Linked DNA regions of Homo sapiens: all the other regions are linked to region 2. A link is an interaction called in ENCODE POLR2A ChIA-PET data of the cell type or tissue named here. Cell type or tissue: PC-9. All regions are shown on one strand.

Region 1 (4,000 bases), 320 kb after region 2:
CCCCCCCACCTCCCTCCCGGACGGGGCGGCTGGCCGGGCGGGGGGCTGACCCCCCCACCTCCCTCCCGGACGGGGGGCTGAACCCCCCACCTCCCTCCCGGACGGGGCGGCTGGCCGGGCAGAGGGGCTCCTCACTTCCCAGTAGGGGCAGCCGGGCAGAGGTGCCCCTCATCTCCCGGACGAGGCGGCTGGCCGGGCGGGGGGCTGACCCCCCCACCTCCCTCCCGGACGGGGCGGCTGGCCGGGCAGAGGGGCTCCTCACTTCCCAGTAGGGGCGGCCGGGCAGAGGCGCCCCTCACCTCCCGGACGAGGCGGCTGGTCTAGGCTACTCTCTTAACTACTGTGTTATACTTCTGGGGTTGGGGGGCGGGGAGTAGTGGCAAAACTCTTGCATATATTGGCCTGTACACACCTCTGGGGAGATGATTGCGTTGAATCTGATGTCAGAGAACACAGCTTTAGATCTTGAAGGGGTTTTGGTTCAATCCTGTCTCTTGCAGTTGAGATACACTTAGGGCACATCAGTTACGAATGTGGCCTCTTGGACAATGCTATACCCAACTTGCCAGCCAGGTCCCAAGATGTTTAAGAAGTTAACAGTGTAAAAGAAAGGGAAAGAATGGAGTGGACATCATTATTTTCTTCTTTCGCAAGACTTAGAAAACAGCTGCCTGCTTTCAGGAAGGTAGTGTTTTTTCCTTTGGAATAAGGTGTGTGTGAGTATGTCCTGTTTCTGCTTCATGGTCTGGACTCTGATGAAATTGGCAAAGGCTTAAAGGAATAGGTGAAGGTACTCATGCCCCATGTGAAGGTCAAGTGTGGTGTCAGGCTGTCTCACAGGTAGTGCAAAGATATACCACATGGCTGAAAGTAGGATATGCAAAGTTGTCAACATCGAATTTAGTTCATATTTTTATGGGGCCATCTAATTCCCCAGTGCCCACTTCTGGGATTCCCTTTTTTTCCTTCTCAAAGCTTCACTCATGATCTTTTACATAAAAATTCAGGAAATTGATGCAGTTCTAAAAATGACATTGCATTTTGAGAGGCTAAACCCCTAAGAGGTGACTAACTGAAGACAAAGACAAAAAACTACCATTTGTTTCAACATATAATAAGATTCCCATTTTGTAGAATAGTTAAACCACAAAGTAAGGGCAATTTCTCTCTACATTCAACTACAGTGGGAAGAGTCTTCCCCATCCTCACCAGGATGCTGTCACTCTTCCGTAGCACTGAGAATGCAAATGCAGGACATGAACAGTAATGACAAGAAGCCAAACATGTGTATGTTTTACTGGAACTTCCAAGGACCTACAAAGAAAGGATAGATGGGATCAGACCTCAGATGTGCTGGAAAAACCACCTCTTTCCCTTTTTATTTATGTAGACTCAGAGTTGCTCTGCAAATTGCACCGAGAAGAACTGCAGTAATGTTTTACATAAAAGAGGAAACAACTTCTCTTCCTCCAGTGTACAGACTCTCCCTTCCTCACCTCTCAGTGCTCACCTTTAGGACAGCATATAAAGGAACTGAAGAGTTTCAGATTAGTTCAACCAACCACATAAACCATTCTGTTCCTACGCCTAGTGATTCATGGGGCCCACTCTATGGGCTGACTGTAATAAGAAGGAAGTGGGGGGGGGGAATCTCTCATCTACATTTTATTGTGGGGGTTCTTAACCTTTGGTATTTCACAGCAGGTGTATAAATTTCTAAAGCTTCCTACATACCTAAAGAGAGAGTAAAAACAGGCAAAGGGTCAGTAGCAGGGCAGGAGTAAGATAAGTCTCAGGCCGGGTGTGGTGGCTCAAAGCCTGTAATCCCAGCACTTTGGGAGGTCGAGGTGGGAGGATCACTTGACCCCCCCCAGAGTTCAAGACCAGCATGGGCAACATGGTGAGACCTCGTTTCTATAGAAAAAAAAATTTTTTTAAAGTCAGGTATGGTGGCACATGCCAGTAGTCCCAGCTACTCAGGAGGCTGAGAAGGGAGGACTGCTTGAGCCTGGGAGGTCAAGGCTGCAGTGAGCTGTGACTGCACCACTGCACTGCAGCCTGGGTGACAAAGATCCCATCTCTAAAATAAAGATAGGTCACAGAAGAACAAAAGAAGAAACTGGGAAGAGGCTTTTGAAAAGCATTTGAGAGCAGAGAGAATAAATAAAGCAAAGACCCTTGCGAAAGGAATGACTCAGCTGTTCAGGATGGAGGTCTCAGGAAAAGAGGCAGGCCCAGATCTGCCTACTCATCTAGCAGGATGGAAGGAGGACACTGATACATAGTGGGTTGATAAGAGGCACAGTCTAACAGTCTTGGTGGTGGTCAAGAGGGACAAAAAGGAGAGGTACAGGAGAAACAAGACACATCTGTAGTATGATCGCACAAATTTGCTGGAGAAATCCTTTGTTTAAGTCTCTCTACCACCAAGCAGCCAAAAACTTTTTGTTGAGGTCTTCATTCCTAGAGTTAACTTCCCACCTGGAGGCGTAAGATTATTATTAGTATCTGAGGGAAGCAGAAATGTCCTGAGGGTGATTTTATAATGAACTGCCACTTAGGAATTTGCCACACAGCCTTCAAAGCACTTTTAGGCTCTCAGATGGCAATCTAAATGAAAAAGCAAGGACTTTTAAATTTTTTTTGAATTACAATGTTAGCACTCCTAGGATTCTTTAATCTTTCTTACCCACAGAGAATAAAGCTACAGGTATGGTTTGACTGCAAGAACAAACAGCAGGTTCCACTGCTGTGCTTTTGTCACATTTTCAGTGGTTCATATAATGCAGTTATCCCAGTACAGCTTTTATTAACATTTTTTTTTAATTTTTGTTTTTTGGAGACAGGATGTTGTTCTGTCATCCAGGCTGGAGTACAGTGGCAGATCATAGCTCATTGCAGTCTTGAATCCCTCGGCTAAAGTGATCCTCCCACTTCAGTCTCCTGAGGAGGTAGGAGTACTGGTGTGCGCCACCACCCTATGCTAATTTTAAAATTTTTTTTGTAGAGATGGGGTCTTGCTATGTTGTCCAGGCTGGTCTTTAACTGCTGGGCTTAAGTGATCCTCCCACCTTGGCCTCCCAAAGCACTGGGATTACAGGCATGAGCTACCACACCCAGCCTCAGTATGGTTTTTTGACGCAGTCAGAATTCCTCGGGAGATTTTAGGTTACCAGAAATAGCCAATGATTGGGTAAGAAGATGCCTACTGAACACATTCAAGATTTCAGTTCAGGCCGGGCATAGTGGCTCACGTCTGTAATCCCAGCACTTTGGGAGGCTGAGGCGGGTGGATCATGAGGTCAGGAGTTCAAGACCAGCCTGGTCAATATGGTGAAACCCCATCTCTACTAAAAATACAAAAATTAGCCAGGTGTGGTGGCGGGTGCCTGTAATCCCAGCTACTCAGGAGGCTGAGGCAGGAGAATCACTTGAACCCGGGAGACAGAGGTGGCAGTGGGCCAAGACTGCATCACTGTACTCCAGCCTGGGTGACAGGGCAAGACTCTGTCTCAAAAAAAAAAAAAAAAAAAAAAAAGATTTCCACCCAGTTACAAATTAGGTGTTGAAAAAGCACACCTTGCATATTACCTACTGCAAGGCTCTGATGTGTTATGAACATATCACCGAGACCATTCAGTATCAATGGAGAGATTTCCCCAGCATGTGTGGAAGCTTACACTGAAGGAAGAGCATTAAAGCAGATTGTTTTCTACTTAATCCTAAAGAAAAAACCCACAACATCCAGCAGTGACATGTATAATTCTTTTTTTTGAGACAGAGTTTCATTTTGTTGCCCAGGCTGGAGTGCAATGATGCAATCTTGGCTCACTGCAACCTCCACCTCCTGGGTTCAAGCCATTCTCCTGCCTCAGCCGCCTGATTAGCTGGGATTACAGGCATGTGCCACCATGCCTGGCTAACTTTTGTATTTTTAGTAGAGATGGGGTTTTGCCATGTTGGCCAGGCTGGTCTTGAACTCCTGACCTGAGGTGATCCA
Region 2 (4,000 bases):
GGACAGTGACACATCCCATCAAGTCTCAAATGCCCATGCTCAAACCCCCAGCACCCAAATATTGAGGCTAGAAAGTCACATGATTCTTTTGAACTCAAATTCCCTATTGCTTCAAAGGCTCTACAGTCACCACCCCACTTTGCTCCCACTGAGCCCTGGGGCATCTTGATACTCTGTCTCTCCTCGGATTCTGCTTTGCTCCTTGTCTTAACCAAAACTTGAATGTCCCCCAAAGACAATTTCTCCTGCCACCTCTCAACCCGTGTAGCTCCTTCTCTCATTTCCTATGCCTAGGTGGATGGGAGTCCTCCTCAGCCCCCATCACAACATCTAGACCATCGCCCCTCCCCAGCCCCTTTGCAAACCCTGCTCCCCTTATGTGCCCCAAAATACCACGCCTCCTCTCCTCCTGGCTGTCTTCTACAGCCTCCCAGTCATTCCCCTTAGTGACAGAAGATTTAACGCTTCTGGCTCCCAGCCTCCCCCTCTACCCCAGCTCTGTTATTCTCAGAACGTTCTACCTCTGAATGCCTTCTTTGTTTTTTATTTGGTTGGTTTGGTTTTTGTTTTTTGAAACAGGGTCTCAAAACTTTGTCGCCCAGGCTGTAACGTAGTGGTGCAATCACAGCTCACTGCAGCCTCAACCTCCCAGGCTCAAGTGATCCTCCCACCTCAGCCCTCAGCCTCCCAAGTAGCTGGGACTACAAGTGCTCCACCACACTTGGCTAATTTGTAAGTTTTTAAATTTTTTGTAGAGATGGGGTCTCACTATGTTGCCCAGGTGAGTTTCAAACTCCTGGGCTCATGCAATCCTCCCTTCACAACCTCCCAAACTGCTGGGATTACAAGTGTGAGCCACTGCATCCAGCCTCTGAATGCTTGCCACCTACCCTATGGTCACCACCCACATCTGGATTTATTTTTATTTTTAATTGTGATAAAATACAGATAAATACACATAAAATACAAATAACATAAAATTTACCATCTTAACTGCTTTTATTAAAAGACAGGATCTTGTTATGTTGCCCAGGCTGGGTTGTTTGTTTGTTTGTCTTTGAGACAGGGTCTCCCTCTGTTGCCCAGGCTAGATTGTAGTGGTGTGATCACAGCTCACGGCAGCCTTGAACTCCTGGGCTCAAGTGATCCTCCCATCTCCACCTCCCAAGTAGCTGGGATTACAGGTGCACACTACTGTGCCTGGCTCATTATAACCATTGGTAAGTGTACAGTTCAGTGGCTTTAAGTACATTCACACTGTTGTGCAGTTGTCACCACCATCTATCTCCACAACTCTTTTCATCTTGCAAAACTGAAACTGTAGCCATTAACCAATAACTCCTCATTCCCTCTCCCCCTCCAGCCTTTGGAAGCTACCGTTCTACTTTCTGTCTATAATTGTGACTACTCTAGGCACTTCATAGGAGTGAAATCATACAGTGTTTGTCTTTTTGTGACTGGCTTATTTCACTTGGCATAATGTCTTCAAGGTTCATTCATATCGTAGCATGCATCTGAATTTCCTTCCTCACACCTGGAGTCTGCATTCAACAGAAATCCCAACCTCCAAACTTAAGAATTGAGAATCCTACTGACTATGCCTACAGCTTGCTTAAATGCCCCGTGGAAAAAATGCCTCAGGTTCATCAGGTGTTGATTGGACATCATTGGCTTCCTCTTAACCCCAAGCATTCAGGGGCTAAAATGAAGTATCTCTTGCATAAAATGAAGTGTCTCTCTTGCCTTCACAAAACAAATGTAACTTCACCTAGATATTCTTTTTTCCTAAACCAAACCTACCACCAGGAATGTGAGGTCAAGGTGTGGTTCAGGATTCCTTTCCAGAATTGAGGGAGGAATCCCCACCCAGAATTCTGATGACTCAAATGCTACCAAGATATGTGGTAGGCAATTGGCAGTAGGTAGGTAAGTATTCATCTTTCATCCTGTTGAGTCTTGACAAATAATCCCACCAATGGACAAACTCTGAAAGTTATGTCCTCTGAAAGGATATAAGCAATGCCTGCCAACAGGTTCCCTCCTGGTTTAGGGGTTTAAGGCCATCATTCTCAGGACTCTAGGTTAACTCAAGTAAGAAGAGCTTTCTTAACCCAAAGACTCTCTCTAGCAGTTTCTGGCTAAAGAAGCTATCCAAGCGTTTTTGCTAAGCCAAAACAGCCTTTCATTTGTCTCTTCAAAAATCTCACTGGATTTTTTTCCTCATTTGTGTCTCTGCTGAGTCACACAGAGCTATGATTCACAAACACAGGTAATATTTGTCCACCAGACTTCAAGACAAATCAGCCCATCAGACTGAGAAAAATAAAAATAATATCATAAACTGATCGTAACCCTGAATTTGATTGATTTATGGGACTGTACTTTATTGAGATTGTGTCCTTCCTCCTTTTCTGGAATTAAAGGTCTTATCTTTTCTGAAATAATAGTAATGAGTGTAGGATTGGGAATGTCCGGAAGAGTGACATCTAAGTCAGTCCTCCAAATTCACTTTGCAATTTTTCTCGTAAAATCTCAAAGTCTGAGAACCACTGAGCTGGAAGTCGCATCACTCCTCTAGAAACCAGCCCAGAATTTTACTGGCTTACCTGGAGGTGCAGGCCCAATGAACTTTCTGGTTTGGGGTCACTATCAGCAAACTGGTCTCCAGCCCTGTCTTTCTCCTAAAAGAAGAAGATGGCCTCTTGGATCACTTTGGTAATTAATTACCACTAACAAAGGAACGAAATAAAGGTGAGACAAACAGCAGATTACAGACACTAAGGGCCGTTGCTCCTAGTCTCAGAACACGATTGTTGTAATGACGGCTCCTCCGCAAGAAGGAGGGGCTGTCCCAGGGCACTGCGTGTACCTTCCCTTCACAAAGACAGGAGGACACACCAGTTGGTACAGAGACGAGATTGCCAGCTCAGTACCTGGCACACAGCCTGAAGGACCCCACTACTGGATGAAGAAAACACCGAAGTCAGCTTCAACTATGCCCTTAGCGACGGACATCTGCCAGCTAAGGAGGTGCACCACGGTCATTTCTTCCCTAAGTCTCCGAAGGTCTAGTCCTGGGCTGTTCTAGGGTTCTCTTTTGTCTTCCAGTGAGGTGTGGCTGTGGTGCACGGGCACCGCTTTGATCACTTCTCAGACCACCCAAGCTTACGGGGCCAGAATTAGCAGCTAGACCACCTAGAAACCTACTTGGGGGAGTCTGCAATGCCCTGGAAATGGAGAGCTCAAGAATTTGACCACATCTCAAATGACTCTCAGTAAATTCCAGACACAAGGGCGTGACATTTTATGCGGCACATAGCACATTTGAACTATGCTTTGTTGAATCTCCATATCAACCTCTGTAATAACTCTAACATTGGTATGAAACCCAAATAATCACACAAATCTAACTCTAGTTACCTTTATGGCTTATGCCTAAAAATGTCAAAACAACCTACACATAATAAATGAAGTAAATCTTTAAAAAATCTGTAACAAATGTTCTCTTGCCCTGGGACAGGAGATGGTTTCCCAGGCCGGCTCCCCTGAGGCCCTGAGCCAATTGTTGTTTCAGCACTGCTGGTTTTCTAGAACTTGGGCAGCTGTCCAGCTCCCAGTCAAAATGGGCACCTCTAATCTTGCTATTTGCTGGGATACCACACATTCCAGGGAGCCGCACTCACCTTCAAAAAGGGCAGACTTATCTCAGGCCAGGTGTGAATGCCTCCAGGGCACTGAGAAGCAGCTCAGCAAGGCCAATGGCCAGGGCAGGGCAGGCCGGGCTTGCTGGGCAGGAGCACACAGGTAGGTAAGCGAACAGACACCTTCAGGTAGCAACAAGTTACAGGGTGAGGGTGAGGGTCCTCTTGTTTTTACTAGTGAGATATAGCCCTTCAGTGTTGGAAAGAATCTCAGAAAACCATCCCCTCCACCCTTCACCTTCCCAATATTTACTCAGAGGTTTGTTTTTTCTTTTTTTAAACAATAAGTAAGGACCACA
Region 3 (4,000 bases), 310 kb after region 2:
TATGTTTACTTATTTTCTGTGTTTCCCATTAGCTTATGTTCCACAAGGGCAGTGATTGTGTTTCCAGTGCCTAGCAGAATGTGTGGTACAAATGAAAAACTCTTCGAATGAACTAATGAACCAACAGGGAAGAGTGGTGGTGATGGAGGTTTACAGAGAAGGCAGTGACCAGCTGCCCCACTGATTTAATTAGCTGCTTTTCCTTATCCAAGAGAAGGCATGACAGTTTTGCACATGTGTCGGATCCAGCAGCTATGAGAAGTTCAGATGGGGTGGACTCCAGTTGTTGTTCTGAACTCTAGTAGGAAGCCACCCCTATGAATGAGCCTCTATGTACAGGGTGCTGCAAATATAAAATCGCTTTAAAAAAAAGAGGCAGCATAACATAGTGCAAGGAACACAGGCCTGTGAGTACTGATTTAGCTTCTGGTCTTTGGTTTGTGTATTAGCTTTGTTCTTCTTTTCTTTGTTTTCTTTTCTTATTTGTGAAATAAGAGAGATTGGACTAGAAAGATAAAAGTCCTCTCCAGTTTGGCTGTGTTAACGGAGTACCTCACAGTGTTATCAGCAATCGAAACATTTAATTATCTTTTGAAACCAGAATATGGAGCTGTGATGGTTCTAGGGTTAGTCAGGTGGTTCAAAGGTGTCATCAAGGACCCAGGCTCTACTATTGTCTTCTGCTTTGCCATCAGCTTTGTCTCCAGGCTTGTCCCTTATGGTCACAGTGTGGCTGCTACAGCTGAGGGCATCACACCCTTCCACAAGAGCATCAAAAGCAGAAAAGGATGGTCATGGGGCAGAGCTGTCCTTATGGGTCCCTCTCTCTTCATCAGGGAGTAAAATCTTTCCTGGAGGTCCCTAGCAGATGTCCTTGTATGTCTCACTGGCCAGAACCACTTCATGTATCCACTAGACCAATCATGAGAATGGAAGTGCCATAATTTCCTTATCCCAAACATAAATTCATCCCCCAGAGCTGACCTGTTACCCGCTGTACTCGATACAGCTTAGTCCTGTGAACAAAGGAGGAGTAAGGGCAGGCTGCTGCATGGGCTGCCTCATGGACCTGAAGTTCTGTGATTCTTAGGACTCCGCCTTTGGGAGGCTTCCTTGTTATGCTGCAGGGACTAATTGTGTTATTCACATCTCCAGTGAGGCAATGGCAGAGAACAACTGTTTTTAAGGAAGGCTTTACATTCCTGAATGAGGTGGGAAACAGATGAATTCACTGGCCAAGACAAATTCAGTGAAAAAACTGAGCCCAGCAGGTCTTCTGTAGTATAGGGGCCCATGATTGAGCTGCCTGTTGCTAAGAGGGAGTAGAAAAGATTAGAGATCATTGTAAATTATGAGGCAAGACCTCAGCTAACTTCCTCAGCAAACGACTGGTTCTTCTGCCTGTTCAGGCTGCAACCTCAAGTATTCCTAGTAAGTAGAATCTTTCTTTAAAGCTGCCTAATAAAGTCAGATAATAAATGATGAATGTATTTGTAATGGCCATTTTTTTTTTTTTTTTTTGAGATGGAATCTCACTCTGTCGCCCAGGTTGGAGTGCAATGGTGTAATGATCTCGGCTCACTGCATCCTCTGCCTCCCAGGTTCAGGCAATTCTCCTGTCTCAGCCACCTGAGTAGCTGGGATTACAGGTGCCCACCACCATGCCTAGCTAATTTTCGTATTTTTAGGAGAGACGGGGTTTCACCGTGTTGGCCAGGCTGGTCTCAAATGCCTGACCTCAAGTGATCCGCCTGCCTCGGCCTCCTGAAGTACTGGGATTATAGGCATGAGCCACCATGCCTGGCCTGTGATGGCCATATTAAGAACATACTATGTGCTGGGAACTGTGCTAGGTCTTCGGGATACCAATACAAAGGGACAAGGTCCTAGTCCTTAAGAGGCTGACATTCCAGTTGAGGGATACCACAGGTATCAGATAAGCCAGCTCTATGACAAGTGAGTTATGGGGCAGGAGAATGGGAGTGGCCACCTCTACCTAAGAGGTGAGCAAGAAAGGAAGTGACCTTTTAAGAGCAACAGATGCTTTGTCTGATGTTGAGAATAGCATGAGCCAGAGGGAGCCATTGGTTAAGAATGGCAGGCACTGGACGTGTGGAGCCGAGGCTGGGGGGTTCTGCGGCCATGCTGGGAAGTATACGTCTTACACTGCAGGTAAAGCAAACAAACACTTCCCATGGGCAAGTCTTCAGGTAATGTCAATCAAATTATTTCCCAGTTTTCTCTTCCAGAGATTACAGAAGGATTTTATTTCATTTACTTAATACATTACATTGATTATGTTCATTTATACATTACATATGTATTATGGACCAGTTGTTAATAACAAAATGTGTACCTTTGCTATAAACCATGGATAGACTAGTGTATAGCAAAATGTCTAAAAGGGATATTATGGCATCTGTTGCTCTTATAAGGTCACTTCCTTTCTTGGTCACCTCTTAGGCAGAGGTGGCCGCTCCCATTCTCTTGCCCCATAACTCACTTGTCATAGAGCCTGCTTATCTGATACATGTTGTATCTCTCAACTGGATACTGGTCAAACCTCTTAAGGACTAGGATCTTGTCCCTTTGTATTGGTATCCCCAGTAGTGGTTTCTAGTATTTTTTTGTTGTTTGTTTTTTTGAGATAAGGTCTTGCTCTGTCACCCAGGCTGGAGTGCAGTGGTGCAATCACAGCTCACTGCAGCCTCAACCTCCTGGGCTCAAGTGATCCTGACTCTCCCACTTCATTCTCCCGAAATAGCTGGAACCACAGATATACACCACCGTGCCCGGCTAAGTTTTGTACTTTTTTGTAGAGATGGAGTTTCACCATGTTGCCCAGGCTGGTCTCCAACTTGTGATCTAATGGCTTGAAGATGACCAAAAAATTTAATATTTGCTATTTCCCAATTTTTATCAACTCTGCTGCTAGTATTTCTCAGTAGACAGGGGCACTGCTAGACTCTTGTTCTCCAGCAGTCTGCAGAGGTATTCAGAAATGATTCTGCCCATAGTCCTAGGCAAATGTCTTGTGGTGTTTGTGGGAAGCCAGAAAGATCCTTGCCTGGAGCCACAGGTGGTGCTGACTCCAGTGCTTACTGCCTCAGGCCTTTGTTCAAGTGTCACCTTATCCATGATGTCAGCCTCTTTAAAACTACAGTCCTGCCCATCCTGATCTTTCTTACTCTGCTTTTTCATGTTTCATACCACATATATCTCCATACTGTTTATTATTATGTTTACCCCTGCTAGATCTGAGTCTGTTAAAATTTAGTAGGGATCTCTGTGTGTTCTGTTCACTGATGTATCTCAAGCACTTAGAACAGGGTTCCTCAACCCCTGGGCTGCAGACTAGTACTGGTCCGTGGCCTGTTAGGAACTGGGCCACACAGCAGAAGGTGAGCAGGCAGGCGAGCATTACTGCCTGAGCTCTGCATCCTGTCAGATCAGCAGCATTCGATTCTCATAGGAGCTAACCCTATTGTGAACTGTGCACGCAGGGGATCTACGCTGTGCGCTCCTTATGAGAATCTAATGCATCACCCCCCGCCCCTGGTCTGTGGAAACATTGTCTTCCATGAAGCTGGTCCCTGGTGCCAGAAAGGTTGGGGACCACTGACCTAGAACAATGCCTTACAGAAGACCTAGACTCAAAGAGCGGTACCTAGGTAGGTAGGAAGTATAGGAAGTCGATCGGTTTTTGGAAACTGTGACTTGAAGCAAAATGATGCACTGTATAACAAAGCCAATTTTACCACAGTTGATACTGTTAAAAGAAAAACTTCGGCTGAATTCAATTTAAAAGAGCTTAATTGAGCAAAGAATGATTCACAAATTGTGCAGCCTGCTGAGCCAAAGCAGGCTCAGAGACTCCAGTGCAGTCACGTGGTGGAAGATAATTTATGGACAGAAAAAAGAAAGTGATGGACAGAAAAAGGAAAAGTGACGTACAGAAAATGGAAGTGAGGAACAGAAACAGCTGGATTGGTTATAGCTC

What was found. Peaks named below come from ENCODE experiments on the same cell type or tissue, not always from the same donor. Only the 100,000 strongest peaks of a DNase experiment are listed, where the experiment ranks them.
Region 1: POLR2A ChIA-PET joins it to region 2 with 5 read pairs; 5 of 35 experiments call an interaction of 5 or more read pairs at or near these places.
Region 3: POLR2A ChIA-PET joins it to region 2 with 5 read pairs; 3 of 35 experiments call an interaction of 5 or more read pairs at or near these places.

What each region holds. Positions count from the first base shown.
Region 1 is chr17:15,979,831-15,983,830 of GRCh38, forward strand. It overlaps ZSWIM7 (zinc finger SWIM-type containing 7), which reads right to left. Exons shown (of 5, transcript NM_001042697.2): 4 at 1,210-1,314. Among named protein-coding and RNA genes, the nearest start is that of ZSWIM7, 18 kb to the right of the region's middle. RefSeq lists an enhancer at 2,273-2,962. In PC-9, no CTCF peak of the experiment used is centred here; DNase peaks (open chromatin) are centred at 1,651, 2,211 and 2,551; H3K4me3 peaks cover 313 bases; H3K27ac peaks cover 3,877 bases.
Region 2 is chr17:15,656,196-15,660,195 of GRCh38, forward strand. The region is part of intron 6 of TRIM16 (tripartite motif containing 16); the gene reads right to left. Among named protein-coding and RNA genes, the nearest start is that of TRIM16, 26 kb to the right of the region's middle. RefSeq lists an enhancer at 3,266-3,768. In PC-9, no CTCF peak of the experiment used is centred here; DNase peaks (open chromatin) are centred at 1,826, 2,416, 3,306 and 3,676; H3K4me3 peaks cover 1,273 bases; H3K27ac peaks cover 4,000 bases.
Region 3 is chr17:15,970,127-15,974,126 of GRCh38, forward strand. The region is part of intron 1 of ADORA2B (adenosine A2b receptor); the gene reads left to right. Among named protein-coding and RNA genes, the nearest start is that of ADORA2B, 27 kb to the left of the region's middle. In PC-9, no CTCF peak of the experiment used is centred here; DNase peaks (open chromatin) are centred at 1,945 and 2,515; H3K27ac peaks cover 3,232 bases.